Linked DNA regions of Homo sapiens: region 2 is linked to region 1. The links are chromatin loops, found by intact Hi-C in ENCODE. Cell type or tissue: gastrocnemius medialis. All regions are shown on one strand. Each heading gives the region's core, and the rest is flanking DNA. Links, peaks and the distances in the headings are about the cores only. Region 1 overlaps HTRA1-AS1 (HTRA1 and ARMS2 antisense RNA 1). Region 2 overlaps PLEKHA1 (pleckstrin homology domain containing A1).

Evidence for each region. A loop is a pair of places that touch in the nucleus more often than their neighbours do. Peaks named below come from ENCODE experiments on the same cell type or tissue, not always from the same donor. Only the 100,000 strongest peaks of a DNase experiment are listed, where the experiment ranks them.
Region 2: a loop joins it to region 1, with 2.6 times the contacts of the local background. A loop is called at or near these places in 1 of 110 quality-filtered maps.

The regions. Positions count from the first base shown.
Region 1 is chr10:122,436,107-122,453,169 of GRCh38, reverse strand. HTRA1-AS1 (HTRA1 and ARMS2 antisense RNA 1) reads left to right here. Exons shown (of 3, transcript XR_946382.3): 3 at 2,231-5,111. It also overlaps a transcript of PLEKHA1 not described here. Among named protein-coding and RNA genes, the nearest start is that of ARMS2, 10 kb to the left of the region's middle. In gastrocnemius medialis, for the core only: no CTCF peak of the experiment used is centred there; no DNase peak of the experiment used is centred there.
Region 2 is chr10:122,386,496-122,403,558 of GRCh38, reverse strand. PLEKHA1 (pleckstrin homology domain containing A1) reads right to left here. Exons shown (of 12, transcript NM_001001974.4): 2 at 10,218-10,378; 3 at 5,585-5,641; 4 at 3,171-3,216. The coding sequence starts at 10,358. Among named protein-coding and RNA genes, the nearest start is that of PLEKHA1, 20 kb to the right of the region's middle. In gastrocnemius medialis, for the core only: no CTCF peak of the experiment used is centred there; no DNase peak of the experiment used is centred there; H3K27ac peaks cover 815 bases.

The DNA of each region.
Region 1 (17,063 bases), core at 8,503-12,502:
CCAGACCAACTGAATTAAAAACTCTAAGAGCACAAATAAACACATGAGAAGATGCTTGGCATCTCTAGTCATCAGCAAATCAACAAATCAAAACCACATTGAGATACTACTTCATAGGCACTAAGGTAGCCAGAATCAAAAAGTCAGATGATAACAAGTATCAGCAAGGATGTGGAGAAATCAGAATCCTCATGCACTGCTAGTGGGATTGTAAAATGGTATAGCTGCTTTGGAAAACAGTCTGGCAGTTCTTCAAACAGAGTGAATATATGATCCAGCATTTCCATTCCTAGGTAGCTACCCAAGAGAAAGGAAAACATGTGTCCATACAGAAACTGGAACACACATGTTCATAGCAGCACTATTCATAACAGCCCAAAGGTAGAAACAACCCAAATGTCCATCAACTGATAACAGATAAATTATGGCATATCCATAAAATGAAATACTATTCAGCCATAAAAAAGAATAAAATACCCACTACAACATGGTGAACCCTGAAAGCATGGGGCTAAATGAAAGAAGCCAGATACAAAAGACAACATATTATATGATTTCATTCATAAGAAATGTGTATAACAGGAAAATCTACAGATACAGAAAATAGATTTGTGCTTGCTTAGGGCTAGAAGAGTGGGGAGAGGCTGGGAACAGTGGCTCATGCCTGTAATCACAGCACTTTGGGAGGATGAAGCAGGAGGATTGCTTGAGGCCAGGACTTTGAGACCAGCCTAGGCAACATAGCAAAAACCCATCCCTACAAAAAATAAATAAATAAAAAATAAAATAAAATAAAATAAAATTAGTTTTTTTTTTTTTTTTTAGTTTAGTGTGACTGTGCACACTTGTATTCCCAGCTACTCGGGGGGCTGAGGTGGGAGGATTGCTTGAGCCCAGGACTTTAAGGCTGAAGCCATGATCGTGCCACTGCACCAGACTGGGTGACAGAGTGAGACTCAGTCTCTTAAAATTTTTTAAAATAGTTGGCCAGGTGCGGTGGCTCACACCTGTAATCCCAGCACTTTGGGAGGCCGAGGCGGGCAGATCACTTGAGGTCAGGAGTTCCAGATCAGCCTGGCCAACATGGTGGAACCCTGTCTCTACTAAAAATACAAAAATTAGCAGGGCATGGTGGCGCGTGCCTGTAATTCCAGAGGCTGAGGCAAAAGAATTGCTTAAACCCACGAGGCAGAGGTTGCAGTGAGCCGAGATTGCGCCACTGAACTCCAGCCTGGGTGACAGAGCCAGATTCCATCTCAACAAAAAAAAAGAAAAAAAAAAAATTTAATAGAAAATAAAAAGAATAGCTGAAGAGTATGGGGTTTCTTTTTGAGATAAGGAAAATGTTTTAAAATTGACTGTGTTGGCTGGACTCGGTAGCTCAAGCCTGTAATCCCAGCACTTTGGGAGGCCAAACCAGGCAGATCACTTGAGGTCAGGAGTTCGAGACCAGCCTGGCCAACATGGTGACACCCCATCTCTACCAAAAATACAAAAATTAGCCGGGCGTGGTGGCACACACCTGTAATCCAAGCTACTCGAGAGGCTGAGGCAGGAGAATCACTTGAACCAGGGAGGCAGAGGTTGCAGTGAGCCAAAATCACACCATTGCACTCCAGCCTGGGCGACTCCATCTCAAAGAAAAAAAAAAAATTGACTGTGCTGTTGATGGTTGTCCATATCCATGAATATACTAAAAACCACTGAAATGTATACTTTAAATGGGTAGATTGTATTTTATTTGAATTGTATCGCAATAAAGCTATTTTTAAAAACTCAGGGGGAGGGGGCAGGGACTGAGCATCCCTAGCGTCTCTAATTTGAAGAGCTCCCAGGGACTCCAATGAGCAGCAGGGCTGAGAACCACACACAGGTAATTTCTGTGTACTGACACTATCTGGATCCACGTTTAAGCCACCCAGTTGGTCTAGAGCCAGAGTAATGTCCTTAGAGATGTGAAATTCAGCAGCACCAGGTATTTTATTTGTCTAACTCATAACCCTTATTTAATCAGCCAGTCTGTGTCGGGTGGGCCACCACATTGTCTTCCTCAGTCAGGTTGGGAGTTGCCTGGCACAGGAGCCTGCCTTGCCCACTATGCCCAGACAGCGCCCGCCACGTAGCAGGCGCTAGTCTCATGTTGCTTGTATTAAACAGATGCTTGCAGCAGAAGGTATAGCACTGAAGTAATGCATTTTTATCTTAACTTTCATTTACTTTCTTCCCGTAGAATTGATTCCATTCTTGATGTGACTTTCAGCTGTCAGCTGTCTGCACTCCCAGACGGGGTGATGGCCTGGCACCAACGGAGCATTACCCTGATGAATCATGGTCGAGGTACTTTTCCACTGGGCCAGCCGCCACAGCCCCTTCTCCATCCTTCGGAGAGCTCTGTCACCTCGCCTTGTAGCACTTGTGTCTCTCCCACTGGCCTCCACTTCTTGTGGGCACTTTCTGGATGCCCAGGCCTAATCCAGCGCTGGCACTCAGTTAATTCTCTCTTCCTTTAAAGGGAACAATTACCACCTTGAGGAAGGAGGCCTGAAAGCTAAGTCTTTGCTATTGCATCCGCCTTCTTCTCACGAAGACCTGCAGCTTGAAAGGAGGGGAGGGAGAAATAGCCCTAAGCTCCAGGAAGACCAAGCCCAGCCTCTGTGATGATTCCGAGGAAATTCAGGAAATCCTTGCTAATGGCCAAACTTCCCGGGTTTGAGATGCAAAAGGAAATCAGATCGCAGGGTAATGCTTTTACACTAAGCAAGAAATTGCAGGATATAAAGCTGTGCAGACCATTGCCTCTGATTAAGAAAGCGATTCTGAGATTCCAGCCTGGAAGGAACCGGGCCCCAGTGTTAACTGTGGTTAATTCTGGGTGGAGGGGTGATGGGTGATAATTTCTCCTTTTTCTTTTCTGTACTAACCATTAATACTGGGGGGATGGGCAGTTAAAAATCAAAGGAAGAAAACATAAAGAAAGCCAAATCCTTTTCCATCTGTAGCCATTCAAGCTACTGCCTGGACACGCTCTCCTTGAAGCTGGGGCTCCTCTCTCAGCCCCACCTAACATGGCCCACCTCCTTCCTGGGGTCACTCCGTGTTCCTCAAGCACTTCAAACTCATCCTCTCCTGCCTCTGAGCTGAGCATATGGGCCTCTCCCCTTCCTTTAAAAGCTCCATCCGTGACTGCCTTCTGGGGGTCAGCCACATAGCTGAGTGAGGACCACATGCTTCACACCAAATGATACAAGAAGCTTGTTCCAAATCTATGTGGGTTTTTTGACATTTTAGAGAGCAGATGCTTTCCCATGCTTTCTAATTCCCTATTACATCTATACATCTCTTTTAAAAGATCCTGCAAGTCCTTTTAGTGTCTGGACACAGGTTATTCCCTCCCTTTCTTTTTTCCCAATTTCACCTGCCCCAGTCCTCCTGGTCAGTGCTTCTGTTTCCTGCACAAGGAAACAGCCTTGCAAACATGGTGAACCCTGAAAGCATGCTGGAAATGAAAGAAGCCAGGTACAAAAGACAACATACTATATGATTTCATTCACAAGAAATGTGTGTAACAGAAAAATTTACAGAGACAGAAAATAAATTCCTAGTTGCTTAGGGCTGGGAGAGTGGGGTGAGGCCTCTCTACAGAGATGGCAATGCCCAGGATTCAATCTGAAGATGTTGTTTAGATATCACAGCATAGTCGGACAATAGTGAGGACAGTCTGGCATTGGCGTACAGATGAACAAATAGATTTGTGCAATAGAAGAAGCCAAACCAGATTCCAGCCTACCTCCAGTCACCTGATTTAACAAAGTCAAAGTCACAAATCAATAGGGAGAGGATGGTCTTTTCAGTAAATGATACCGTATCAATTGACTCGTCATATACAGAACAAAATGAACTTTGGTCCCATACACACACAAGTCATAAAAGTTCACTCAAAGTGAATGATAGACCTACATTTGAAAACAAAAGCAATGCAGGATCCAGGAGAAAGGGTCCAGGCAGGAGAATATTTTTATGACCTTGGACTAAGCAAGAGATTCATAAACAGGACACAAAACCACTAACCACCAAAAAAAAGGACTGATAAACATGACAATTAAAATGAAGAATTTATGTTTATCAAAAACAAAAAGGGGAACCATCGACTGGGAGAACATAGTTACAACACTTGTATCCAACTGAGAATTTATATTCAGGTTAGAAGACTCAAAAACAAAAAGGCAAGCAATCCACTAAGAACAAATTCTGGGCAGAAGACTTCACAAAAGATCTGCAAATGACCAATGACATCAGGTAAACATGGATTGAAACAACAAGAAGACACACCCACAAGATCCGTGACAATTTTGAAAATGAAACCCTGAGGCAGGCAGAATTCTAAGGTCATGTCCCAGATTCCCCCTCTTGGTGTCCGAGCCCTGCACAGTCCACTTGAGTAGGGGCCAGACCTGTGGATATGATGGATGTCTCTTCTGTGATCAGGTTACATCATATGCCAAAGATGGAGGGATTTTGTGATTAAGTCTCTAATCAGTTTACCTTCAAGTTCATCAAAAGCGAGAGTGGCCTAGGTTGGCCTGGCTTACTCAGGTGAGGCCTTTAAAAGAGAGCTCAAGCCTGCCCTGAGCTTGGAGAGATTTTCCTGCTAGCCTTGAAGAAACAAACAGCTGTGAGTTCTGCAGCTTCACAGAAATGAATTTGGCCGACAATCATGTGAGCTCCATTAGAAATGCACCCTAAGCTCTCTCAACCTCTCCCATCCCCCACAGCACCTATTTACTGATTATCTGTACATGATAGCAGGGCAGGAACTAGACTCTCAGCCCCCTGAGGACAGACCTTGTCTGTCAGTGCATTTCACTGTCTGTCCCAGCACCTTGCACAGAGCCTGGCACATATCAAGAACACGGCACATTTTTATTGAGACAGACTCCTCAAAGCTGGAATCTAAAACCAATGGCACCTAATCTCAGCCAAAAAGGTTAATGTGACACCTGTGCTTTTATTACCCATTTCTGCAGATGGAAGGGTTGGTTGTTTGTGGCTATCTCAAGTGAAATGCAGAATTAGTGAATAAAATTTTCATCTGAATTTAAAGAAAATCTTAATAAGATTTTGTTATTGCAATTTTGTTGGTACCACTATGGAGTAACTTACATTATTCAAATCATCATTGCCTTCCCTATAGAAGAATTATATTAGGTTAAGCCAAATACAGTTGAGATATTCAATCACTTTTGACTTCATAAAATGCCAATCTCATATGGTTCAACCTAATTCTTCCCTGCCCCTTTGATGTCCAACTTGATCATGCTATTTTCTCTGGCCAATAAAATGTGATCTTTAGTGGCACGTGTCACTTCTTAACAAAGTCTTAGTGATTGCATGTTGGCCAGCATGCCTTTTCTCTCTGCCATGACCACCAGAAATTTTCCAGATAGAGGTTTTTCAACTTGCTTGGGTCTCAGAGTGAAATGACAAAGAGCAGAGCCATAGCCAATCCATCTGGACATACAGCACAACTGAGCAATACACCTGCGTGGTTATAAGCCTCTGAGATTTTCATTACTGTGGCATAACCCAGCATGTTGTATCAATACATTCTCTTTTACTTTGCCTTGCAATAGAGGTACATTGTGTGTGTCTGCCTCACTTATATCCCAGAGTCCAGCAAAATTTCTTGTCCATAAGAAGCCCTTGAAAAATATTGATTGAATTTAATTAAGTGCTTTTTTTCTGCTTGGAAAAGAACTGGCTGAACACAACCAAAGACATTTTGTGGCATTTATTAATGCCTGTTCTACTTTTAAGCCTAAGGACAAGAACCACCCGTGAGCCAAGCTGTATTATGTCAGCAAAACTCCCAGAACAATTAAGCCTCCTTTAAAGCTGGCAGGGAGCTGTTTCCAGAATCAGCATGAAATCCAGTACTCAGCATGCCTCTGCTAGCTCCTCCTCTGGGGGCCCTCCTGTCACTCTGAGCAAGGCAGTAGGAAGTGGGAGGTGAGTTAGGACCAGATCATGTTAGGCCTTCACAGACCAGGAGATATAAAGCAGTGATAACCTATCAGTGGAAACTGTCAGAGGTTTTCATGCAGGGGAGTGACCACCTGATATTTTAAATGTTGTGACAGCTTACTGGCTAGAGAATAGATTAGAGAGAGACAGGAGTAGAAACAGGGATGGAATAGAAATTTTCTCAGAAATCATGAATTACCAATTTTGACAAAAGAAAAAGTCTTAAGTAAACCAGTATCTATGGTGAAAAAGAAATATTTGTAAAAACAAACAAACAAAAATCACCTCTGGAAAAATTCTTGAGGCTAAATAGTTTCATGGTTGAATTCTTTGAAACTTCACATAAACAGATTTTACATTCTTTCAACTGATATTGACCATGGGGAAAAAATGAAAAACTTCCCAATTCATTTGTAAAGCAAGCACATCGCAATACTAAAACTTGTCAAAAATTGGGAAGAAGGTAAAAGGATCATTTATTGCAGATGATACCATTGTATTACTGAAAACACAAGAGAATCAACTAAAAAAAAATGAATAATATGGTGACCAGTATAAAAAGTTAATTTATACAAGCATTAGTTTCCCTATAGACCAGCAATAAATAGCTAAAAAGTAATAGAAAAAAATTATATAGAACCAAAAATATAACTAGAAAAATTAATTATAATGAAAATATAAATAAATATTAACATTTTAAAAAATTAAACAGAACTACCTAGGAATTTACTAAACAAGAAAAATACAGGAGTTATATGAATACAATTACTGAAGGATTTAAATAAAGACTTGGCTAAATGGAATGACATACCGTAATATTCCTAGATGGGAAAAACATTATGTAACTGGAATTTTCCAACTCCTTCATCTGTAGATACAGAAATCTCACCAGCTCACAGGCCCCTCCTACATGACAGCAGGACCTTGGCCCTACCTTACAGTTTCCTGGGTTATTTCTGACAGTCCCCAGAGTATTCCACATCACACAAGTGCAGGAATCCTCTGCCCTTCCTTTGCAGTGATTCAAGTCAGCTGTTGGCATACCCTCTAGGGGCAAGCTCACAGTGCCTCCAGTGCCAGTGGTTCATGGGAGAGGGGAGGGCCTCCTCCCCAGGGTACTGCTGGACTCCCTCCTCCCATGTCCCCAATTCAGAAAACACTTGAAGTGGTGGTGTGCTGGCAGTTCTCTAGGAAAAAAAAAAAAGTTTATTATAAATTTTACTGACATAAGGGATATGTAGCATATGATTCACAAATCATAATAAATAGTCTCTAAAGCCAGTGTGTGCCATGATTTTCTACAGCCTGCCATAGAAAAATGGTTTTTATATTTTTGAATGACTGAAAAAAATCAAAAGAATAGTATTGCATGACACATGAAAATTATATGAAGTTTAAACTTCAGTATCCACAAATAAAGTTAGTACAAAAACCCAGGCTCACTCATGCATTTAGGTATTTTCTATGCTTTTGCTCTGTAAGAGCAGAATTAGTCATTGTGACAGAGACTGTGTGGCCTACAAAGCCTGAAACGCTGTCTGGCCCTTTACATAAAAATTTGCCATCCCCTCCTCTAGACAATCAGGAAAACAATCAATCAAGTCCTAATTTGTAGCATTTGCCAACTTTCATGGTGTAAATACTCCCACTGTGCCAGTGTCAAGTCTGCCATCACTGAATGTGGAATTAGGAAGGATGTACAGTAGCATATCATTACCTAGTATTTCCACCATATAGACAACAACAGATGTAAATAAGCATAGATTGTAGTAAGGTGTAGTGAAATGACTAACAAATGATGAATTTTGAATATTCATTACCTTTGTTCCTCACATAACTCATTTAATTGTAAGTTTATACGTTTAATTTTTAATAATGGTTCTGTTTAACAACCAGCTTGGAAAATTCTTGGAAATTTAACAGTTGGGTCTCAGGAGCCAGCCCCTGCACAGCACTGATTTGGAGTGACCAATGGCATGTCAGGGGTGGCAGCCCTTGTGGCTCTTGTCTGTACCAGGTGCCACAGAAATGGGGACAGTGCTCTTCTCTGTGCCCCATTCTGCCACCATTGTCCTGAAGAACAGGACTTCTTGTCTTCCCTATCTTCAAAATGCAGATTTTATTCACAGCCTTCTCTATCTTCAGAGCACCAATCCAATCTTCCTCTCCTTCCTTGTACACAGCCTCCTCAAGGCAAATCTCCTTCCTCCAAAGACAAACAGTTACCTGGAAAATCCGTAGGTGGGAGAATCATCTGTCCACAGTCACCAAACACAGCTAGTGCCACAGTCTGACTGTTGGTGTCCTCCCAAAATGCATATGGAACCTGATGCCCAATGTGATAGCGTTTGGGAAGGGGGGTACCTTTTGGGGAGTTATTGTCGTGAGGGCTCTACCTTCATAAATGCGATTACTGCCCATATAAAAGAGGCTCAAGCGAGCTCCTTCACCCCTTCTGCCATGTGAGGACACAGCAACAATGAGCCGTCTATGAAGCAGAGAGCAACCCTCACCAGACACCAAGTCTGCTGACACCTTGATCTTGGACTTCTCAGCCTCCAGAAATGTAAGAAATAGATTTCTGTTGTTTATAAATCACCCAGTCTATGGTATTTTTGTACAGCACCCCAAATGGACTAAGACAGCTAGACTCTGAGTTTCATCTCAGGTTTACAGGAACAAGCATCCTGACAATATTAAAAACTTAATGTAATTCCAAGTTTTTAAAAGTAGAATTTTTTGGAACTTCAAAATAAGCAGTTGGAAGTTCAAGAATACTGAGAATAGAAAAACATTTCTATCAGATATTAAAATATGTTATAAATAATAATTACTAATATATAATACTATAGAGAAATATTCACATTAGTGCTATAAAAAGTTGAGAAATGGACTCCTGTGTAAGTAATCAGTGCCTGATATAAGTAATATTCCAAATCAATGGGAGAAATAGATTTTAAAAACAAATAGCATAGAGAAAACTGGCTGAATTTCAGGTATGAGGTAGAAAAGTATATTAGATCTCTATGCTATTTGCCAAAATTATTCCACATGTATTTAACTTTTAGAAGTAAAAAATTAAAATACATGTATTGAAAGGTATTATAAGTATATATATAAAACCTTTGTGTGGTAAATTATTAAGTGTGACAACAAAGGCTAAATCCAAAAAGAAATTTAAAATAACCATATTTAAAATAAGAGACAAATGATGAACGAGAATATTTCAATACAGGACAAAGATAAGTAAATACAGAAAAAAGATTAATAGTTTATATATAAAGGATTCTTAGAAATAAATAAGAAAACTTCAAACAGCAATGAAAAGCTTGTGATAAAAACAGGCAATTCACAAAAAGGATAAATAGAAATGTTAACATTTAAAAAAACCTTATAGTTTTCAAATAAATATAAAAATCATAATATATCATTTTTCTTTAATCAGATTGCCAAAAATTAAAAGTATGGACAAAACCCAGTACTGTCAAGGATGTGCGGAAATGGGCACTTTTTTTTTTTTTTGAGACGCAGTTTCGCTCTTGTTGCCCAGGCTGGAGTGCAATGGTATGATCTCGGCTCACTGCAACCTCCGCCTCCCGGGTTCAAGCGATTCTCCTGCCTCAGCCTCCCAAGTAGCTAGGATTACAGGAATGTGCCACCACATCCGGCCAATTTTGTATTTTTAGTAGAGATGGGGTTTCTCCATGTTGGTGAGACTGATCTCGAACTCCCAACCTCAGGTGATCTCTCCACCTCAGCCTCCCAAAGTGCTGGGATTACAGGCGTAAGCCACCATGCCCGGCCTGCACTGTTATGCACTACTGATGGGAGCATAAATTTGTACATCCTTCCTATGTCATTTGACCATGGTAGGAAGTGCATATACCTTTGAGAGCAACAAACCCATGCCTGGGAGTGTATTACTAGTGGAGAAAAGACATGGCCTGCAGTATTGTTAAAATAGTGAATGGCCGGGCGTGGTGGCTCACGCCTGTAATCCCAGCACTTTGGGAGGCCAAGGCGGGCAGATCATGAAGTCAGGAGATCCAGACCAACCTGGCTAACACGGTGAAACCCCGTCTCTACTGAAAAAAAAATACAAAAACTTAGCTGAGCGTGGTGGCAGGCACCGTAGTCCCAGGTACTCGGGAGGCTGAAGCAGGAGAATGGCATGAACCCGGGAGGTGGAGCTGGCAGTGAGCCAAGATGGCACCACTGCACTCCAGCCTGGGCGACGGAGCAAGACTCCGTCTCAAAAAAAAAAAAAAAAAAAAAGTGAAGAAGTAGAAACAATCAAAATGTCCAGTAAAGGAATGGTTAAAGTTTTTTTCTGTATAAATACACAAGGGAAGACCAAAGTTTAAGCCTTTATAAATAGTGGTGTCCATATATTTATTGATAAGTGAGGGTGTCTGTAACATACTGCTACATGGAAAACAGGCTACAAAACAACATGTATGGCATGGTCCCAAATATGTCAACTTGCCAATGTCTATGTGTAAATAAGCACAAAGAGCCATCCAGAACAAAGTCGAGTCATGAGAAGTCTGGTGATTTTTGCTTTTATTGTTTTGTGTGGGGTGTATATGACATTTGGCTTGTTTACAGAGGCTACAGATTTTTACACACACAAAAATAAAGCTATTTACGTACACATTTAGTAAAAGACTTGGAAGTATAATCACTGAAATGTCAACACAGGTCATTTCTTGGAGAAATTACAAATCATTTTTATTTTTTTTCTTTTTGCTTACATGGATGTTCTACAATAGGGTGTTCACTTTAAAATCAGAAAAAAAAACATTAAGGCTATTCTTTTTTTAAACAAAACAAAGATTCTTGTCTTGAGGAAGGCTTAGGCTCACAAAAGAAAAAAAAAGTAAAGACTCTAGTACAGTTAACAGCGATGGTGGCTCTGTGTCCACGGCAGCATAGAGAACAAAGAAAGGAATGGTCAGTATCAGCAGTGGAAGCCAGGGAGGCTCCGTGTCACATGGAAAAGTGAGTCATGGAAGGTAATGAGGAGCTCACGAAATGGACAGACAGGGAAGCTATGGGTGTTTGAGTCAGAAGGAAATCATCTCCACGGAATTACACTCGAAGGGTTGTCCTTGCTTCTAAGGGTGAATATGGAAGACCACCTAAAAATTTTTCTACAAAAACTGTGAAGGACATTGGTCCCCACGTTACTCAGTGTCCCCTGTAGCACAATCCACATCATAAAAGATTCCAAACATTTAATACCTGGACGGTTCTCTAGCTCTAAAAGGTGATATGGTTAGTTGCATCAAACAACAAAGGCTATTCTAGAACTCAACGTTTTCCTTTTCAGTTGCCAGAAAGCTCAGAGTTTAGTTGGTGTTTATATGTGGTAACCACCTTTCTTTGATTCCTGATGAAATTCTGTCTATATGGAAGACCATCAAATAAAAAAATATTTTTATTCCAACCTGTGTTTCATGTTCAGTTGGTCAGAGCCGGTTCATGCACGCAGCCTCTTTCAGTGGGTTCTTTATCTGAACCACAGAACACAGGCAGTGATTTAGGTAACTGTTTTCTCAGCTCTAAGGATACTATGTAACAAAGGCCATCCTGGTCGCATAGGAGAGAAGTTAATTCCTTACATGTAATGGATAATGGATATCTTAGGGCAGAGGATCTCAAACTTTTTTTTTTTTTGAGACAGGGTCTCACTCTGTTGCCCAGGCTGGAGTGCAGTGACACTCAGGGCTCACTGCAGCCTTGATCTCCCAGGCTCAAGCGATCCTCTCACCTCAGCACGCAATGCAAGTCGCTGGGACTACAGACACACACCACCATGCCTAATTCTTTTTGAATTTTAGTAGAGACGATGTCTCACTATGTTACCTAGGCTCATCTCGAACTCCTGAACTCAAGCAATCTTCTCGCCTCGGCTTCCCAAAGTGCTGCGATTATAGGTGTGAGCAACCATGCCCAGCCGATCTCAAACTTTAATGGATGTCAGAATCACCTGTAGGCCTTGTTAAAACAGATTGCCTGCCCTAATCCCAGAAAATCTGATTCAGTAGGACTGGGATGGGAGCAATAATTTGCACTTCTAGCAAGTTCTCAGTAATGTTGACATTGTTGGTCTCAGGGACCACACTTTGAGAACCACTGCCTTAGGGGATTAGGATTTCTCTCACAGCAGACTTAAGAGGGGCCCATGAGGTAATTGTTAGCACCTAAAATTAAACGTAAAACCAAACATACATTAAGTATGAAAGGGGCCCAGGACCAGCTGCTGAAACCACTGCACTGGTGCAGTGCTTATACAGTGGCCATTACTACTAGAATTCGTTTGCATTTTGCTTGTCTTATTTATGTCCCCTTTGGGCCAATCTAATCAACAAAGAGCTGGATTTGGACTGTTTTCATTTTCTAATCTCTTCCAAATTTTGAAGTCTTTGGCTTTTAAAAGGGACTACAGTGAAAGGAGAAAAGCTATTTACTAGGCCAAAGTTTAAGAGCAAAGCTTAAAGTGAATTCTGTTCCAATGAACTGTACTGAACGTTGGCATGGGAAGGGAGAAGGGAATCCAGTGTTTTGGGGTCACCAAGGCTTGTGTGATGGGAAAGATGAGAAAGCAATTCCAACACTTCAAGGAGAAAGTGGCATTTTGGTGAGAATTGAAGGTGTGGAATTAACAGGCAACAATTATTAGGAAAGTGGCGTTCCAGGCAGAAGAAACAGCACAAATAATAGCAGGAAGGTGGGAAACAGGGAGATGGAAAGGTTCAGTTGAACTGGAGTGCCAGATATACACAGAAGCACTGTGTGAGAAGGTGGACATGGAAGGGCAATGAACGTAGGATAAGTTCAAATGCTATTCACTAGGACAGTGTTTCTCAAATGGGGAACCTAGACATGTTCTCCAGGAACCACATGTTCTTTACAAGAAATTATACTTTTTACATTGAATTTTGATAATTTTTTAAAGACTCCTAAATTTAATTTGGATGGCCTCCTGTTACCTGAGTACTACCACTTTAATCTGGTGGTATGTTTGTGATCACATTGCTTCCAGGTAAAAATCAGAAGATAGCACAACTTGTCATATAAGCAATCTTCACAGCATTGGATATTTTGAGTTGAAGAACAAAGTGGGATCTGCAGTAATGCATTTCTCCTTAAATAAGTTCTGTATATTGTGCTCAGCTCCATGCAAATACATTTAAAAACTTAGATAAAATGTATAATTTTCTATGGATATAATTGATCAAAACTGACCCCAGAAAAGATAGAAAGCCTAAGCATATCAATTCTCATAGAGGAAATGAGGAGGTTGTCAATGGCACACCCTCAAAAGAGCACCAGGTTGAGAGGATTTCCTAGCGGAAGTCCACTAACTCTTTAAGGAGTATAGAATACCAACTTTTTTTTTTTGAGATGGAGTTTCACTCTTGTCACCCAGGCTGGAGTGTAGTGGCACCATCTCAGCTTACTGCAACCTCTGCCTCCCGGGTTCAAGCAATTCTCCTGCCTCAGCCTCCCACGTAGCTGGGATTACAGGCACCTGCCACCATGCCTGGCTAATTTTTTGTATTTTTAGTAGAGACAGGGTTTCGCCATGTTGAGCAGGCTAGTCTCGAACTCCTGACCTCAGGTGATCCAGCCTGAGAAATGCCTTGGCCTCCCAAAATGCTAGGATTACAGGCGTGAGCCACTGTGCCCAGCCTAGAATACCAATTCTTTTGAAGCTGTTCTGTAACAGCTTAAAATTTAAAAAAAAAAAAAAACCTTTCAAGTATTTTCTATGAAGCTAGTAAAACACCACAAAACCTACAAAGACTAGAGCTACACAAAAGAAAAATGCAGACCAGTATCATTTATATTTATGCAAAAATCCCTAATAGCAAACAAAATCTAGCAGATTTTTAAAATAACATATCTTGACCAAATGGGATTTATTCCAGAAATGTAATGATGGTTAAATATTGAGAACTGGATTAACAGCTTTCACCAAATTAAAGAGGGATAAAAATATTATTTCCAGACATATTGAAGATATTTAACAAAATTCAATCACCATTCTTAAGAAAAAAACTCAACAAAATATGAATAGTTGGATACTTCTTTAACCTGATAAAATATTTCTCAGCCCAAAAGCCAGCAGCATGGGGAACCACTAGAGCAAGCTTGTCCAACCCACAGCCCACGGGCCGCATGTGGCCCAGGACGGCTTTGAATGCGGCCCAACACAGATTTGTAAACTTTCTTAAAAACATTATGAGATTTTTTTGCGATTTTTTTTTTTTTAGCTCATCAGCTATCATTAATGTTAGTGTATTTCATGTATGACCCAAGACAATTCTTCTTCTTCCACTGGGGCCCAGGGAAGCCAAAAGATTGGACATGCCTGCACTAGAGGCTTTTCCACTGAAGTCAGGAGCGTGACAAAAATGACTACAGTTATCAGTTATTGAACACTGTCATTCATGCACACAGAGCTCAGTGGGTTTTCAGTGCTGCTCAGAATATCCTAAATGTCCCTAGTCCATTCCTTCTCCCCAATCCTAGACATCTATTCTCTCATGCCTTTCACACCTTTCCCCACCTTACTTGCAGTTGCGAATTTTGTTTCCTAGTTTACTGAGACTAAGGCAGAGACTTTCAGAGACTTACCCCTCCACGTCTACCCACTTAACCAGTGGCTGCACCACATACTGTGCCTTCCTACCCCAGATAAACACCTGTGCATTTGAAGAAGTCAAGCCAACTTGTGCCCTAGCTTCCATCTCATCTCACCTCCTCAAGGACTTGTTCCAACAATTCTGTACTCTTCTACATCATCAATCTTTCTTTTCCTACTGGGTCATTTCATCAACAAATAAGCCACCATCTTTTGTTATTGTTTTCTGTTTGTTTTTTGAGACAGTGACTCACTCTATCACCCAGGCTAGAGTGCAGTGGCACAATCACAGCTCACTGTGGCCTCAACCTCCCCAGGCTCAGGTGATCCTCCCGCCTCAGCCTCCCAAGTAGCTGGGACTACAGATGCACGCCACCACACCCTGCTAATTTTTGTATTTTTTGTAGAAATGGGATTTTGCCATGTTGCCCAGGATGGTCTTGAACTCCTAGATTCAAGCTATTCTCCCACCTAGACCTCCAAAACTGGGATTACAGGCGTGAACCACCGTGTCTGGCCAAGCCACTGTCTTAAGAAGAAAAGACTACTTTTGCTACTAGCAACCGTCACCTTTCTCCAGTCCTCTTGCAGCAAAATGCCTCAAAAAGAGTTCTATTTGTCCCCACCACTCCATCAGAACAGGCCCTGGCAAGATCACCAATGACATCTGTACTGTCCACGTTGCCAAACACAAAGGGCATTTCTCAGGCTGCCTCTTAACTTGACCTGCGAGCAGAATTTGAAACATCCGATCTCCTCCTCACTTCATTTTCTTCACTTGGCTTCTAAGACACAACGTACTCTTGATATCCTGTTGATGTGGTGGTCACACCTTCTCATTCATCATGGCTACTTCCTCCTCTTCTTCCAAAGCTCTTAATATTGGAGCGCCCCAGGGCTCATTCCATGGTTCTCTTTTCTTCTTTCATCTTCATTCTCTCTAAAGATGATCTCATCCAGTTTCAAAGCCTTCAATAGCACCGAATACTTTGAAGACTCCCACATTTTTATTTCCAATAATGATTTCTCTCAATTCCAAATTTGCATATCCAACTGCCTGCCTGCCATTTCTACTTGGATGTCTGACATGTCAACCCTAACACTCAATACTGCAACCAATACTGCAATCATGATCTTTTCCATCAAACCTGCTCTACCTGCAATCTTTGCTACCTCAGTTCATGGCTTCTAGTTGTTCGGGCTGAAAACCTTGTCATTACCCTTAATTCTTCACTTCCTTTCACTTGCCATATCTGATTCATCGGAAAATCTTCCACCTTCAAACTAGACAGGCAAAAAGCAAATGGGAAGAAAAAATGGCATGAGTGACAATACGAACCAAGACCGTGAGCATGACGTATGTAGAAGTCAAAAAGAAACAGACGCCATTGGGACCAAAGGCCCTATTTGGAAATAATAATAAATGTTTCCACAGGGAATAGGTTACATTCATAACATGAAGATAAGGTACCAAAGACAGGCAAAAAAAAAAAAAAAAAAAAGGCTGATGTAAGTTCCTGACCATGGAAAGTTCTCCACAGCCCCTCCTTTCCTCCCCACTAAAGAAAACGTGCATTAGAGGTATACATACCACAGTTCGGGAGGGAAAGAGGCAATGGAGCCTTAAGAGAACAATGTAAACTTTCTCCATCACTTAGGACCCCTGAATCAACATTTAGAAATTTATAAAGTCACATGGCTTTTACTTAGAAGTACCTTTTTCTCTCATGGGACCCCCCAAAGGCCCTCTCCATCACAACACTTATCTTACCCACACCATCACCCATGGGCCATCTCAGTCTCTGATGCGTAGTTTTCCATGCTAGATTTTATCACATATTACTTTATATTTTCTTTCGGCAGATTCCTCGTGGACATCTTTGTCGTCTTCTTAGGTCTCCTGTGTGCTGCATGTCGTACACTGAAGACACCAATTGACCCAACTCCATCAGGTCAAAGCTTCTCCACATGGAAAAAACCTGTTAGCCTATACCAAGTGATTATCTTTATAACCAGGCCCTATAGCTGTTTCCAAAGCAAGAATCCAGCATCTTAAAGCTATTTCAATCTGTTACTTACTATTTATTCTGGTAACCTTATTTATCAAATGTCAGGGCTTGAAATCTTTCAGGGAAGTTGTAATTTGATACGTACCTATGATTGATTCTCAAATGTTAAATTTAAAGGTATGTATAAATAATATGTCATTTGAAATAGTATGGTTCTAGAAATGTTGAAAACAGACTGAATTCAACTCATTTAGTAATCTGGAAGTACTATTTTAAAAGAGAAGTTTTCAAGACTTCTACTGAGACAGTAGAAGTAGTGTGTTAAGAGCCCAAACTTTGGTATCAGAAAGATACATTTCAAGCCTAATCTGACTCTGGAC
Region 2 (17,063 bases), core at 8,766-12,765, 50 kb after region 1:
TTCATTGTGAATAATACATGCATCCCTAGAAGCTTGTATCCTTCCTATCTTTTCCACTTGAGTATTTAACTTCAAATCTTTATGATTAGAATGAATACATAAAATGGATAAAACTTGAAGCATAAACATTAGCTTAACTGCAAACAAAAATCATCTCACAACCTGAGATCAACTGGTTATGAATATACGGTTTTGGATCAAGAGGTTCTAAGGTATTTTATCATATTCTTTGTCAATTTTCCCCACTCTGTTTTCTCTATTCTGTACTTTCCTCTGTCCTCTCAGTCTCTATCAGATGTTGGACTTCCTTGATGGTTTTTATCTCTTTTCCATTATCTATCTTTACCTTTGTTGTACTTTCAGATTTCTTTGACTTTTTCAAAGAAATGCAAAATGAGTTTTGCATTGTCTCATGTTCCTTCTCCTGTTTGATAATCCGCTCTCATCAAATGTTCAGTAATCCTGGGCTGTCTATTCATATTTTAAAAGAAAGTGCTAAAAAGACTGATGAAAAGCTCTCTTGCATTGTCGTAGGGCTGTTGATTGTGGACCTTACTAGTCAACTATGGCAAGCTCTTCTAGTAGAAATGCCCAGATGTCAGTCAGTATCTATGGATCTTTTCTCTAGGGTAGTCAGATCTTACTCACCTAAACCTGGCTGCCCAGTGCTCTGGGGCTGGGGTTGCACTGATTGTGCAGACTTTCATTTAAGATATCTTCCTATTTTCAGTTTCGTGCCTCATTCCTTTCGTTCTCTGGGACTAGTGCCCCTAAATATACAGCCTCACTGATTCTATTTCTGGAGACACCACACATCCCATTACCTGCTGGGACAGAAGAAGGGTGTCTGCCCGATTGGAGGTAGGGAACAGAGGTTGTTTCTGATACAGATATGCAAACAAAGTCCCTGTTTTTGGTCCTTCCTCACTGTTGCTTCCCCAGAAAATGTATCTCCTATACCTAAGCCTATCTAGAGTTGGGGTGGGGGCAGAACACTTAAATGGTTAGCTTTTCATTGGCCTCTTCCTCCACTCTGCTAAATTATCTACCATTCCTCTATCTACTTTCCAACTTTATACACTGAGGGTTACAGATACTCTGCTCCCTCCATCAAAAATGGCTTGCACGTTTCTTGTTCTCACTGGTTTGGGACAATCTGAGAGAAGATATGTTGCCACTTTGAATGAAAGTTGTGGTTCTATTTTAGAAGTCAGTGCTTCTCTCTCTGAAGGTAAGCATTTCATGAATCTTTACTCCCACTAACAGTAGAGGACTAATAAACTATTGCCTGACCAATGAACGACTAATCTTAGTTTTTGATTCCAACTAAAATCACCCATTCTAAATACTCCAATAACTATGAATGTCAAGTCTATTACTGTATGTTACTATTCCTGTAAGTTTGAGATTTTAGAAAAAAAAGGGTTGTCAAAAGTATGTGCATTATACATTCTAAAATACAAAGTTCTCAGTTATTTGACTTGCAATACCCATTCAATTACAAGGCTCTGAGGCATTTTCCTGTTTCGTAACCAAAATTATAATTAGTAATAAACATGTAACTTTTAAAAATAGCTTCATAGTGAGATAAAAGCATTTTAGAGGATTCCCTTGACAGCCACGTTTCATCTTGCTCATATCAAGATGCTATTCCTAACTACTGCCTAAAGAAATCTGCCCTTTTCAAGCAAAAGAGAGCAAAGAACTTCAATTCTACTCCCAAAAGTATCTCTCACTTTAATGTGAAAGTCTCTTTTGATGTTAGTTGACCACTCCAAATATTCGTTCCTTCAGTCACTCATGTCCACTAACATACTCTCTGAGAGGGTATCAATTCTCCTAGCTTCGACTACCACCCACTTTTCAACAGACTCCGAATTTCTCCATTCTTGACCCTAAAGCTCCATCCAGTCCTCGATTACTGTCAACAGAACATTTCCATTTGGAAGTTCCCCACCATTTCAACTCCATAGCAAACATTTTACCCTATGTAACCAGCTCTCCCTGATTTCTCATTTCTTTACTTGAAGCAAACTTCCCTGCTACCTCTCTCTTCCCTCCAATTCCCCCATATCCACCAAGCCCCTGCACTTTTCCTTCTTTTCACCCTTCCTCCTTCTCCTATTGCCACCACCCTAACTCAGGACCTTACATAAGTACAGTAGTTCAAAAGACACTTACCCAGTCTACCTATATCAAAACTTTCCTATGCATACAAAAAAACAAACAAACAAACAAAACCCTCCTTCACCTTATGTCTGCTTTCCAGATGCTCTCTTTTTCTTCTCCTTTGTTCAAAGTAATAAAACCTATTGCTCGTCAAAACACAGCACCCTGGCTTCTGCCTGCCTTTTTACTCTCTAGCCATTTATCATACCCTCTAGCTTCAGAGTGTTCAGCTCCAGAGACACCACGCTCTTCTCCCCACAAGCCTCTGCATGTAGTCCTCCTGCCTTTTCTCTGCAGTGGTAAAGGATATAAGCAGGAGGCTAGCTGGCCACCAACGTAAGCATCTCCTCCTCCAGTGAGGCTCCCCGACTCCTGAGCTCCCCAATAAAGATTTGAAGGTCATTCTTTGTGCTTTAATAGACTGCATATCCCTTTATCTACAGGTTGTGACAACTGCAATATTAATTGCCTGGTATTTTTTATTTATGAGCCAACCAGCCTTAAGGGCAGCAACTGTTTCTTATTCATCTTACAGCTCCAGTGCCAAGCACAGTGCCTGGCATATACTAAACATTTGCTGGGTAAGTTAATCCAATACCCTCAACTACTCCTACCCCAAACTGAGCATTTCTCACTACCCAAAAGCTAAAGACCAAATCCTTTTAATTATTTATATGTTTAATATAGAATAACATGACGTAGAAAGTTTAAAATTCCCTGAAATCTCACTGGAGGTGATCATTATAAATGCCAAAATAACAGTTACATATGGGTAGAAGGAGATGTTTGTAACTAGGACCGCACACAGGAAAGAGGCTTCAGGGTTAGGGGAGAGGGGGTGCAAAATGTTATTTCCTTATCTGTATAGCAGTTACAAGGGAATTCACTTTAGAATAATTCATTAAGCCCTAGGTTTTGTGTGGTTTTCTGCAACAGTTTTCTTTTACAATATGATACAATTATATCAGTCTATTTAAAATATATATAACATGGCTACTTACCAAAACAGAACTCCGCCTTTGGCCTTAGCTTAGTAGCATCGCTAACCTAAAAAGAAAAATAGAGACGGGTTCCTCACTTCTCCATATAATCCTAAAACCAACCTTATATACTATGTAAACTTCCACATGTATGATTCCCCAATAATCATACACATTTAGTAAACAGACTTAAAATTAAAGACAACTAAAAGAGGATGGCAAATTTAAATACATAGGATGCAGTTCCCAACTGTAAGAGGTAACAAATAATACTTCCATATTTTCTTTGAACAACTTGTTTTCTCTTCAAAGAAATGTCAGAGAGAAGCTGAAAGTAAACCATTAGGCTTTATGTCATACACACAAGTATTTTTAGTTTAAAATAATTTTCAAAATATCCTCAATGAATATTCTACAAGAACTATGCATTCTTCCCAAATAACATATTTCTAAATTAGCTATGATTTTTAAGCAAAAATGGGGCTGGGTAAAGAGGAGACTGTGTATTTAAAGTCCACAAATCTAGGCTGGGCACAGTGGCTCACGCCTGTAATCCCAGCACTTTGAGAGGCCAAGGCGGGCGGATCACGAGGTCAGGAGATCAAGACCATCCTGGCCAACACGGTGAAACCCCGTCTCTACTAAAAATACAAAAAAAAATTAGCTGGGCATGGTGGCGGGCGCCTGTAGTCCCAGCTACTCAGGAGGCTGAGGCAGGAGAATGGCGTGAACCCAGGGGACGGAGCTTGCAGTGAGCCGAGATCGCGCCACTGCACTCCAGCCTGGGAGACAGTGAGACTTCATCTCAAAAAATAAAAATAAAAATAAAAATAAAGTCCACAAATCCAGGCATTTAATTGAATTAATCTTAATCTTAATAATTAAGATTAAGACATTAATCTGCTATGAGGAGATCAAAATGGGACTGGATCCTCTCTTGTACAGGAGAATGCCCTAGGATAATGGGATCACTTTATTAAATGCAGCTCATGGTTCATTTTAGAAGATGAGGCAACTAGCTGCATTTGGTTGCTGCTATCCCTTTAAATCAAGTACCTCCCAGAAGCTCATTCACAACTATTGCCATGCTGTTGTCCAGTGATAGAACTTATAATTGTAGCATCCGTTTTGCACCTTCAAAAGGAATTCTAAGCCTGGGGTTCCTCATTGATCCCAACTACAAACTCACAGTTCTGAGTCACACAAAAGTTTGTTCCAGAAATAAATTTTTGGAACAATAAATTTTTTTTTGGAAAAAAAGTGGTACGTCCAAAGTAGAGTACAAACTGCACAATTTAAACTTCAGGAAGCAGGAGGACAAGATGAAAGTTACAGAACTGCACAGAAAAAAGGTTCTATTTTAAAAGAAGAGCAATGGAGGAGAGGAAAGCAGCTGGCCAGTTACCCCACCTACTTTACTGATTTCAAGAAAGAGCTTCCATACAATATTTGTCGTATGTAAATTTACATAGTATGATCTTAACAGAAAAATGTTTCCTTTTAAATGTGTAATCTTTATTGTCCAAGGGCTCTTTTCTTTTCTTTTTGGTCAATGAGAATGAATACCTCTACTGTAATACTAATATAAAGTATTTTATTTATATAACATCTATCTTCTAAACAGAGGCACATTTGTAAATTGGTCTTCTGTTGAAGTGATCTACCTTTGCCAACAGATCTCAGTATATGCATAACAGTACCCATATTATTTAATAATACTGTTGCTACCTTTTGCATCTCATATATAAGTAATCAACAAACTTTTATTACTTTTATGTAACACACATGCACACACACACACACACACACACACACAAACCCATAGGGTTAGCACCTCAGCATCACTTAGTTCCCTAAACATTAATAGAAGAAAATAAGAAAAAAATGTACCTGACAAACATAAAATCAAAATTTTAAAAAATAAAAAATAGTATTGCAAAATTACCAGAAAAACAAATAAGAAAACAGAAATGAAAAGAGACAAAGTGAAAAGAGGGGGAAAATCATCCTTTCAACATGAAAATGGTCCATATTTTCCTCAAAATAAAACATTAAGAAACAAAGTATCAAAGACAATGGGATTTAAAAGTTGAAAACAGTCTAAATAAACATAATACAGACTTAGAAAAATCTCCAGACTTTCTCAAGATAGAATTTGTTTCACTGATTTCTCCCTTTCTGATGTTCATATACCTGATCATAAAAGTTAATGTTAACTTTTGCAATTTGCCACATCCTGTAAGTTAAAATCATATTCTTCATAACTGTATCGATTTAAAGAATTTCCTAAACGTAGTAATCAGGTACCATTTCAGTATGATAGGAATCTGAACATCACTGTTAAAGGACATGGAAAGGAAACTGCTGCTTCTATTCATACTCTCATTCACAGGGATTTTAATTCACACGAGTATAAGACAATGTATAAAGACTACCTTTGAAATGTAGGTAAGCTTAATGGCTCCAACACGTGATGATCCAGAAGGTAGGTTCTAGAAACAAAGTATTAATATATACTTAATATCCAATATTATGAATTCATTTTATAATATAATGTTCCACATATACTTCTGAAAAGTTAAAAACTCAATTTTTTAATATCACATTTTACAAATGAACTTTTCTTCTGTTCAAATTTTTACTAGGTCTGAAATCAAGTCCATAGCTTGGATAACAAAACTGAATCCTACTCTGTTCCATTATCATGCATTCTATGACTAAAAGGCTATTTTTATCACTGGAGCTAAACTAATACTTTCTCATGAGCTTAAAAAGCCATGAACAAGATCAGATTTTGTTCCTGAAAGCAAGGGGGAAATATTTACAGGCAGAAAACAAATATAATTGTAAGATACTTAAAAAGACTATACATATTACTTTGTTCTATTAAAATTTCTTTATCAAGTATCTCTTGACAAAAATGGACTGCATTTCCCCCCATTTAAATGGTTTACTGTTTTTTATGCCATATTAATCTACATTGATACTTTTTTTTCCACAAAAAAATGTTTGCTTCTCTTTATCATATGCAGGGAATGTAGGCACTTTCACACACAGTATTTTCATTCTTCCCGTAAGTTTCAGATGTGGTTTGCATCAAAAGAGCTAAAGGTAAACATAGAGGGAGAATCATCTCTGGTTGAAGCTATCCAGAAAGACTGAAGTGATGAACAACATTTAGGCTGGAGGTTAAGGAAAATTTTGAAACACAAAAAGCAGGGGAGAATATTCCAAGCAGAGAAAATGGACAAACTATAGCAAACAATGGAAGATGCACAGCTCTGTACTAGAAAGAGAGAGGGGGGCTATGTGGGGCTGTAATGCAGTGTCCTGTAAGATTGTAGTACAAAATGGTGGTCTGAAAACTTGAACTGAGAACCTAATCATAGAGGACCTAAATAAAAAAGTAGCAAAGAATTTATATCGTAGAGAATTTGAGGCCAACGAAGAAGGCTTATGAGCAGATCTGGAATCAAAATTATGCTCTTTTTATAATATATCTTATAATAAACTGAAGGGATTATAGAAGAGGAAGATAGAGGTAGGAAAACCAGACAAAAGAATCTGGGGAAAACAAATCAAGAATATAAATTTCATTTCTATGATAGAAGACTGATAAAAGACTGATAGAAGATTTCAGAAGTAAAAATGAAAACATTAGTTTTAGTTGATTTTGAAAATTATTTCTGCTGGAGATAAGACAGGATCAACTTTTCAACTGACTTTATAATAACGTACTTAAAAATATAAAAATCTATTGGCTTGTTCTAATGAATGATTAGGAGGTAACTGGAAGCCTAGACATTTCAAAGACTTAAGAGTCCCAAACATGAACTGCTTATTGTTGACAGGGACAGATCTTTTAAAAACTTTCACACCTATATATTGTAAAACTCCATTAATTATGTTCTGCTTTAAACTATATACTACGTACAAGCTTCCAAATATAAATCATCAATAGTAAATATGCATATAAAATAAAATTATAATTCATTAATGTATAACATTAAAAAGCTATTTGTATTCTTATGTATAACGTTTTAGATTTATGGGTTTTTGGTTTTTAACTTTAAAGAAGGAAAAGAAATGTAAATATGTCTTCAAGAATCTCTAACTACCACCAAAGTGATTTTTTCAAAAACTGTTACCCTTCCATTTAAGGGTAATAATTTATTTCTTTTCAGTTTTTCATGAGCCTATTATTTTAACTGCTGAATAGAGCTCTAAGCCTTTGTGGAAGGAAGACAAATGAGAAACCAAAGCATGACATAAAGTGTCACAGTAATAGTAGTACACTATGGGGAAATTTAAGTAGCTGAGAGAAAAACAATATTCAAAATACGCAGTTTCTGTGGACTAGTATGATTACCATCAGGTTCGACTGGAAAAAAATGAGATTCAAAATTTGTTACTTGACAATGAACAAGAAATAACAAACTAATAGAACATTTAAGAAAAAAAGGGAAATAGGCCATTTGTTGATTATGAGTTCCTAAACTCATTTTGCCAAATACTTTTTCGAATATCTTCAAATGCACTCCCTCGTACAGCAACTTAATTATTTCATTCTCCATGATTACCAACCTCCTGGACAAAACACAGGAAGCCCCAAAGTGATCCCTAATAAACACTAGAAAGAATTTTTAAACCCATGGTTAGTGGTAAAGGAAGCAGTGGTCAGGGGAAGAAGTGGCTTCCTAATAATAGAGGAATCAAACTAATTTTCTTTCTTTACCAAGGTTATTATGATCAGTATAACCATGTTATTATACTTTGACATAAGCAACTAGATTGAACCATATGACATTGCCATTTTTTTAGTAATTCAAAATGGCTGTATATTAGCAATTTCATATGGTTCAATCTAATTGCTTATGTCAAGATGCAATAACACGGTTATACTGAACATAATAACCTTGATAAAGAAAGAAAATAATATAATAATCTTAGCAAGACATTTTACTAAAGTTTTCAAGAGTAGGTATGTCTTGATTATTACATTTAAAAGTGACACCAAGTTGGTACTAATGGCTAATACACTGGCTGGCAGAATCAAGATTTCCTAAGTTGGAAAGAAGATATAAAATTAATAAGAACAAACTAAAAAATATTTAAATTCTGTACTTAAAAAAAAAACTGGCACTGTGTCCAGAAAAGCCAATGCATTAATTCTAACATAGAGATCTGGATTTTAAAAGTTTATGTGGACAAGACCTAGCTGAGTGCTATAGCCAAAGTGATCTAGTCTCCAAACACGCCATAGGCTCTCTTGCTTTGATCTCTGCCCACACTGTTCTTTGAGCACTGGAATACTCAACTTTTCCATCTCTTAGCCAATATTATATCCAAACTTCTAAGTCAATTTCAAATGTTACCACTTCCATGAAGACTTCAACTCCTTCTACTAGCTGTGTAACTTTCCTCTGAATTCCAAGTTCAAGTTTTATTCAGGGTAATAAATATATTCTATTTTGTACTTAACTCCTTTTAGCTCTGCTAAATGGGTAGTACTGATAAAGGAAGAATGACAAGAAGAATCTATTATGTAGGAACACAGAAAAATAATCAAGGAGCTTCAAGTAAAATTCAGGAGAAACCATACATATGTCAACCAGACCTTGTGAAGAGAGAGAAAAATCAGGGAGAGAAAATAGGCAGAACTGTGCAATGGCTCATATGGGTGAGGAGAGGTCCCTTACAACTCAAATTCTACATAAATAAACATACACACATTAGTATCTACTATAGACACATATATATCTTGTCTAATCTAAAATCAGTATATAGTGAAGAATACTAGACTACTTATCAGCAGACCTAGTTCCTGCTCTGTGAAACAGAACAGAACCTTGTATAAGTCTCTGCTCTTCCCTAGACCTTCCATTCCTCACCCACACGAGAAGCCTACTGGACAAAAATCAGCTTAGAAGTCTGCTAGAGATTCATCCCTTGCTTTGCACATACTTCCTTGCAACATACAACCCCATTTTTAACTTCTACACCAATTTTTATTTGAAGATAAAAAGTTCCAAAAGGCCGGGCGCGGTGGCTCATGCCTGTAATCTCAGCACTTTGGGAGGCTGAGGCTGGAGGATCACCTGACATCAGGAGTTCAACACCAGCCTGGCCAAGACGGAAAAACCCTGTCTCTACTAAAAATACAAAAAATTAGCCAGGTGTGGTGGCACACCCCTGTAGTCCCAGCTACTCGGGAGGCTGAGGCATGAGAATCACTTGAACCCAGGAGGCAGAGGCTGCAGTGAGTCAAAATCATACCGCTGCATTCCAGCCTGGGTGATAAGAGACTCCATCTCAAAAAAAAAAAAAAAAAAAAAAAAAAGTAGAGAAAGTTGAAAGTTTAAAACTACTTCACAGATGATATCTAATCTCAGGCCTCTTAAGGCTGGGATTCCAATTTTTTAAATTGTAGCATTTACCCCTGTGTTTTGCAAGGCAACAATAAAATCAAACTGCATTTCAGTTCATGGATGGCATTACAATGACTGACTCAAATCTGACACTACAAAATAAAAGGACTACATATGTGCAAGAGTATCATGTGGTTAAGTCATTTATTTATTTAAAAATAATAGTCTCTATCCTAGATGCAGCATCTTAAACCTAAATTTAATCTCACTAAAGGGACCCTGGTATTAAGCCTCCTTAATGCAAGAAAATCATCTATCCCTGGTCTTTATTTTAGCTGTTGTTTGAAATACATGTTACAAAAAAAGTATTTCTTATTTTTGGGACAGCTTCAATTGTTATTTTTTTCTGTGACTCAAGTTCTAATTTTCTAAAACCTAATTTGCCACCAGAGAGAGTATTTCTCTCTCGAGGGAAAAATATATACAGAAGCATTAATTTTTATCAAATAAACTTAGTTTCACCTTCTGAAATTCAAACAAAACAGTAGAGGTCAGGGGTGCAGGGCAGAGAGGACAGCCAGTAGAAATAAATCTAAAAATATACTGCTTAAGAAGACAAATCTAAAGCCTGTATAGTATGTTAAATACTTAAATACAACTTTCTGTGCTTTTAAAAGATAATCCTTGGGATTTTACAAACCTGTGGATTATCCATGTACCACACGAAACTATCTTCTCTGGTATCCAGTATGAAGTACCTTCGAAGAAATTTCCCACTGTTTTCATTTTCTTCAATGTCTAGAAAACCACAAATGCGATTCTGACGATCCACATAAGGCATTTCTGAGCTTGAACATTACACTGTAAAATAAAAATATTAACAGTAAGCTCCCTATGAAACAGGAAAGTATTTCTCATGGACTGCAAATCTGTTCAATGAGGGGGCAACTTGCCAACATTAGGTAAGGTCAATTAAAATGAACACACACCAACATCTGAGGCATTGACAAAAATCACTTTTGAAATTCAGTTTGTGAAGAGTGGTTACTAAATGTAACTATTTATTCACTGTGATGGGGACAACAGAGAGCTACTCACCTCAGCTGAATAATTTACTTACTTTTTCCCTAAAAAAACCCCAGGTGAGCCAAAAAAAATAGTTATCCAAATTTTAATTTCCTCACAAATCAAGATAATCTATCCTTTAGATTATTTTAGAATATTTTTAAATTCACAAAACAACAAAAGTTAAAATTTAGTGACCACTTGCTACATGCTAGGCTCTGTACAAGGTTCTTTTCCATATGTTAACTCTTTTAATCTTCTAAACAATCCTAGGAGTAGGCATAATCATCCCCAGCAGATAAGGAACTTAATACACAGGGGAAGTGATTTTCCAAAATTCCAAAACTAGTAGGCCAAGAGTCAAAGCCTGAATCCAGATTACCGCACTCTAGATCTCCTATCTTATGCTCTACACCATCCTCTCTAAAAAACCCTTGAATTGTTAAAACTAAAGTGAATCAAAATAAACTAGTTAATGTACTGGAAAGAGAGATAAGCAGGTATGATGTGCCTCCTGATGGAAGACACAAACATCACCTATCATGTGAACATAAAGCAACAAGAAAAAATGTTTTTTAGATCCCCTCTATATCCAAATACCAACCTACAGGAGATGCAGAACACAGAGGAACATGCTAAACTGCACCAAAGGAATTCAATCAGCAAGAGCCAGACTATAAGAAACAAAGGAAAAAAAAAAGTTTCTTTAGCAAGTAAATTATTACAAGAAAAAAAAGAAAAAGAGAGACATTATAGATTAAAATAGACTTAAAAGGTGTATCATATTCTGGTCCTAAAGTACTGCAACTTTTATTGTACTGATTAAAGTTAAAAAACCATTAGGTGCCAAGAACTGTTTCTCTAGAGACTACAGACATGTGATTCCTTCTTGATGTGATGCTTAGCCCAAATCTGCACCAGACAGCTGTTACTATTCTGGTACTTCTATAGCTGGCACCATCACATCTTTTGGCAGGATGAATTTACATAACTATTTATTTAGAGGCTCAAGGTAAATTTAACTTACAGTGAAAATTCAATTACAATGCACACTGATATACTATGTATCTGCATCACTATTCCATATGCAGTCAGAGAAATGATAAAATACACCAAAAAGTTTTAAATAAAACCATCCAATAAGTTTGTGTGTTGTTGCTGTTATTGTTCTTATAAATCTGATACTTTAAAGGAAATAATTTCTTTAATAAATTTACCATGTTTGTAAAAAAAAAAAAGTTTACAATGTAATCAAAGCTTGAAAAATCAATACTCTATACTACCATATACCACAGGTAAAAGCTATCAACTTGCCATGAGAATAGACATAGATCAGTGGAAAAGAATTAAGAGCACAGAAATAAACCTATACATCTATAGTCAACTGATTTCAACCTATACATCTATAGTCAACTGATTTCAACAAGGGTGCTAATACCATTCAATGTGGGGGAAAAAAGCCTCTTCAACAACTGGTGCTGGTACAACTGGATATCCACATAGAATGAAGCTGGACCCCCTACCTCACACCATTTATAAAAATTAACTCAAAATGGATTAACAATTTAAGAGCTAAAACCAGAAAACTTTCAGAAGAAAATATAGGGTAAATCTTACTTTGGAATTGGCAATGAATTCTTAGATATAATACCAAAAGCATGAGCAACAACAAAAATTATATTGGACTTCATCAAATTTTAAAACTTTTTTTGCATCAAACAACTTCAAGAAAGTCAAAAGAAAATCTATAGAAGGAAAGAAAATATTTGCAAACTATATATCTGACAAGGATCTAGTATCCAGAATACATAAGTAACTTTCAGAACTCAAAAACTTTAGTCCAAGTTTAAAATGGGCAAATGACTTGAAGAGACATTTATCCAAAGAAGATAAACAAATGGTCAACGAGAACTTTGATACTCAATATCATCAGTCATTAGGGAAATCCAAATAAAAACCACAATGAGATAAAACTTCACCCCCACTAGGATGGCTATAATTAAAAGAGAGGAAAATAACAAGTGTTGGCAAGGACATGGAGAAACTGGAACCCTCCTACGTTGCTGGTGGGAATGTAAAATGGTACAACAGCTGTGTAAAACAATTTGGCAGCTCTTCAAGAGTTAAACATAGAATTACCATATGATCCAGCCATTCTACTCCTAGGTACACACACACCTCGTTTTACTGTGCTTCATTTTATTGCACTTCACAGATATTGGAGTTTTTACAAATTGAAGGTTTGTGGCAACCCTGCAGCCTCAAACTACTGGGCTCAAGAAATCCTCCTGTCTCAGCCTCCCAAATAGGTGGGAGAACTACATGCATGTACCACCATGCCCAGCTAACTTTTTTATTTTTTGTAAAGACAGGATCTCACTATGCTGCCCAGGCTAGTCTTGAGCTCCTGGCCTCAAGCAATCCTCTTGCCTCGGCCTCTCAAAGTGCTGGGATTACAGGCATGAGCCACCATGCCCAGCCAAGTGTCTCGCTTTAAACCAAAAGCCAGAAATGTCTAAGCTTAGTAAGTGAAGCATGTCAAAAGCTGAGACAGACCAAAAATGAGGTTTCTTGCACCAAACAGCCAAGTTATGAATGCAAAGGTAAAGTTCCTGAAGGAAATTAAAAGTGCTACTTCAGTGAACACAAGAATGGTAAGTGAAACAGCTTTATTGCTGATATGAAGAAAGCTTTACTGGTCTCGACAGAACATCAAATTAGCTACAGTATTCCCCTTAAGTCAAAGCCTAACCTAAAGAAAGGCTTTCTTCAGTTATTTGAAGGCTGAGAGAGGTGAGAAGCTACAGGAAGAAAGCTGGAAGCCAGCAGAGGTTGTTGGTTCATGACTTTTAAAGAAAGAAGCCATCTCTATAACATAAAAGTGCAAGGTGAAGCAGCAAGTGCTGATATAGAAGCTTCCACAAGTTATCCAGGAAGATCTAGCTGACATCAAGGAGGTGGGTACAGTAAAGAGATTTTGAATGTATGTGAAAGTCTTCTATTGGAAGATGCCATCTAGGACTTTCACAGTTCTAGAGAAGTCAATGCCTGATTCAAAGCTTCAAAGGACAAGCTGACTCTTGTTAGGGGCTAATGTAGCTGCTGACTTTAAGTTGAAGTCACTGCTCACTTACCATTCCGAAAAAAATCCTAGAGCCCTCAAGAATTATGCAAAGTCTACTCTGCCTGTACTCTAAAAATGGAATAACAAAATCTGGATGACAGCACACCTGTTTACAGCATGTTTTACTGAAAAAAAAATTTTTTTTTTGAGATGGAGTCTTGCTGTCACCCAGGCTAGAGTGGTGGCGCAATCTTGGCTCACTGCAACCTCCACCTCCCAGGTTCAAGCAATTCTCCTGCCTCAGCCTGCCTCAGCCTCCCAAGTAACTGGGATTACAGGCACATGCCATCATGCCTGACTAATTTTTGTATTTTTAGTAGAAACAGGGTTTCACCACATTGGCCGGGCTGCTCTCAAACTCCTGACCTCAGGTGATCCGCTTGCCTTGGCCTCCCAAAGTGTTGGAATTACAGGTGTTAGCCACCACGCCCAGCCACTGAATATTTTAAGCCCACTATTGAGACTTACTCCTCAGAAGATTCCTTTCCAAATATCACTGCTCACTGACAATGCACGTGGTCACCCAAGAGCTCTGATGAAAATGTGCAAGGTGATTATGTTGTTTCCACACCTGTTAACACAACATCCATTCTGCAGCTCATGCATCAAAGAGTAATTTCAACTTTCAAGAAACACATTTTGTGATATTGAAATATATATTTGTGATTTGAAATATAGCTGCCATAGACAGTGATTCCTCTGATAGATCTGGGCAAAGTAAATTGAAAATTTTCTGGAGAGGATTCATCATTCTAGATGCTGTTCAGAACATTCATGATTCACAAGAGGAGGTCCAAATATCAACATTAACAAGGTTTTGAAAGAAGTTGATTCCAACTCTCGTGGATGACTTGGGAGGGTTCAAGACTTCAGTGGAGGAAGTAACTACAAATATGGCAGAAACAGCAAAAGGACTAGAATTAGAAGGGCCTGAAAATGTGACTAAATTACTATAATCTCATGCTAAAACTTGAACAGATGAGAAGTTGCTTCTATGGATGAGCAAACAAAAGTGGTTTCTTGAAATGCCACAGCCACCCCTACCTTCAGCAACCACTATCCTAATCAGTCAGCAGCCACCAACATTGAGTTAAAACTCTCCACTAGCAAAAAATTACAACTCATTTGAAGAGGCTGAGATGACTGTTAGCATTTTTAAGCAATAAAATATTTTTAAATTATAGTATATACATTTTTTACATATAATGCTATAGCATACTTAATAGGTTACAGTATAGTGTAAACATAGTTTTTATATGTACTGGGAAACCAAAAAATTAGTGTGATTCATTCTATTGCAACATTTATCTTATTGCCATGGACTGAAACTGAACCCACGTATCTCTGAGATTCAGATATTCAGAATTGAACACAGGTAGTCAAATAAACCCTTGTATATGAAATGTTCATAGCAGCACTACTCACAAATAGCCAAAAGGTGGAAACAACCCCAACAAATGAATGAAATGTGGTATATGCATACAATGGAATATTTTTCAGACATAAAAAGGAATGAAGTACTGATACATGCTACTACCTAGATAAACCTCAGAAACATGCTAAATGAAAAAAGCCACCAACAAAAAGGTACATGTTGTATGATTCTATTTATATGAAAGATCCTAAATAGATAAATCCAGAGCAACAAGGAATAGATTGGTGGTTGCCAGAGGCTGAAGAGAGTGGGAAATGCAGAAGAGCTGCTTAACAGGTGATGAAAATGTTTTGACAGTAGATATAGGTGATAGTTGCACAACACTGACACTGTGAAAGTATGAAATGTCATTGGGTTGTACGCACTAAAATGGGTAATCTCATGCTAATTTCACCTCGACTAAAAAAATAAAAGGATGCTGTAACGTTACTTACCAGGCAGTTTCTACAATGACTGGCCCCATACATTTATCTTACTTCTTAGTTTGAAAGAGTAGAGCAAATAAATTATCTACTTGAAAAAACTCAATGTCTTAGAATGCTCACTCTAGAAGTCAGCTGTCATGTAGGAAATCTGACTGCCTTCAGACTGCCCCGTTGTGTGAAAGCCAACTAGTCCCATGAAGAAGCTGTGCGGAGAGAGGTGACCAGCCCACACCCAGCTGTCCCAGTCATTCTAGCAGAGTGAGTGAAGAGGCTATCTTGACCATCCAGCCCAGTCAAGCCTTCAGATGACTCTCATTCCAGCTGCCATCTGACTGCAACTACAAGAGAGAGACCCCCAAGATGGAGCTGCCCAAATGAGCTCCTTCAACCCAGAGAACAGTGAAAAATAATGAACTGTTCTTTTATGCTACAGAAAAGCCCTCAGGTATATACCATATAAATACAATATACAGAGCATTCAAGGAATTTTATAAACAAATATATGTCAGAATTTTCATTGGTTTTTAGTGCTATAGATGAAATTATCACCTGAATAGCTATTTGAAAATTAAAATACACTTTTAAATAAAATATGGGTAAAAGAAGAAATCAAAAGGGAAATCAGAAAACATTCTTAACTAAATGAAAAATTTTAAAAGTCAAAATTTGTAGTATGCAGCTAAAGGTGATTTTGAAAGAAAATTTATAGTCTTAAGATATTTTTATTAGAAAAGGTCTAATATGAATGGCATAAACTCCACCCTAAAAAGCTAGAAAAAGGTAAAGTAAACCCAAAATAGAAAGGGAATAATAAATATCAGAAAAGAAACTAATAAAATTGAAAACAAACAATACAAATTAAAACCAAAAGCTGTTTCTTGAAAAGATCAAATTGATAAATCTATAGCTATGTGAACCAAGTGAAAGAGAGAAAGCAAATCACCAATATTAGGAAGTACACACTACACACCCTATAGACATTAAGTGGGTAATAAGAATTCATGCAAACAAATTTGACAATTTAGAAGTAAACAAATTCTTTGAAAAAACACAACTTTGAAAAAACTGACACAAGACAAAAAAGAAAATCTGAAGTACCTATTTCTACTAAAGCAAATGAATTCACTACTAAAACCCCAAAAAGAAAAGTCAAAGCCTAGAAATAGTTCATATGTGAATTCTACCAATCCCTTAAGGAAAAAAATAACACCGGTCTTTTAAAAATTCTTCTAGTAAACAGGAAGAGAGAACAGTTAATTTTCAACCAAGGTGCCAAGGCAATTTTGTAGAGAAAGGACAGTCTTTTCAACAAACAAGACTGGAATAATCGACTGTCTATGAGGAAAAAAACTAACTCAAATGGATCACTGACTCAATGTAAAATGTCAAAGCTTCCAGAACAAAATATAGGACAAAGTCTTCAGGACCTTAGGGGTAGACAAATATTTCTTAGATAAGACACAAAAAGCCTGAACCATATAATAGTTGATATATCTG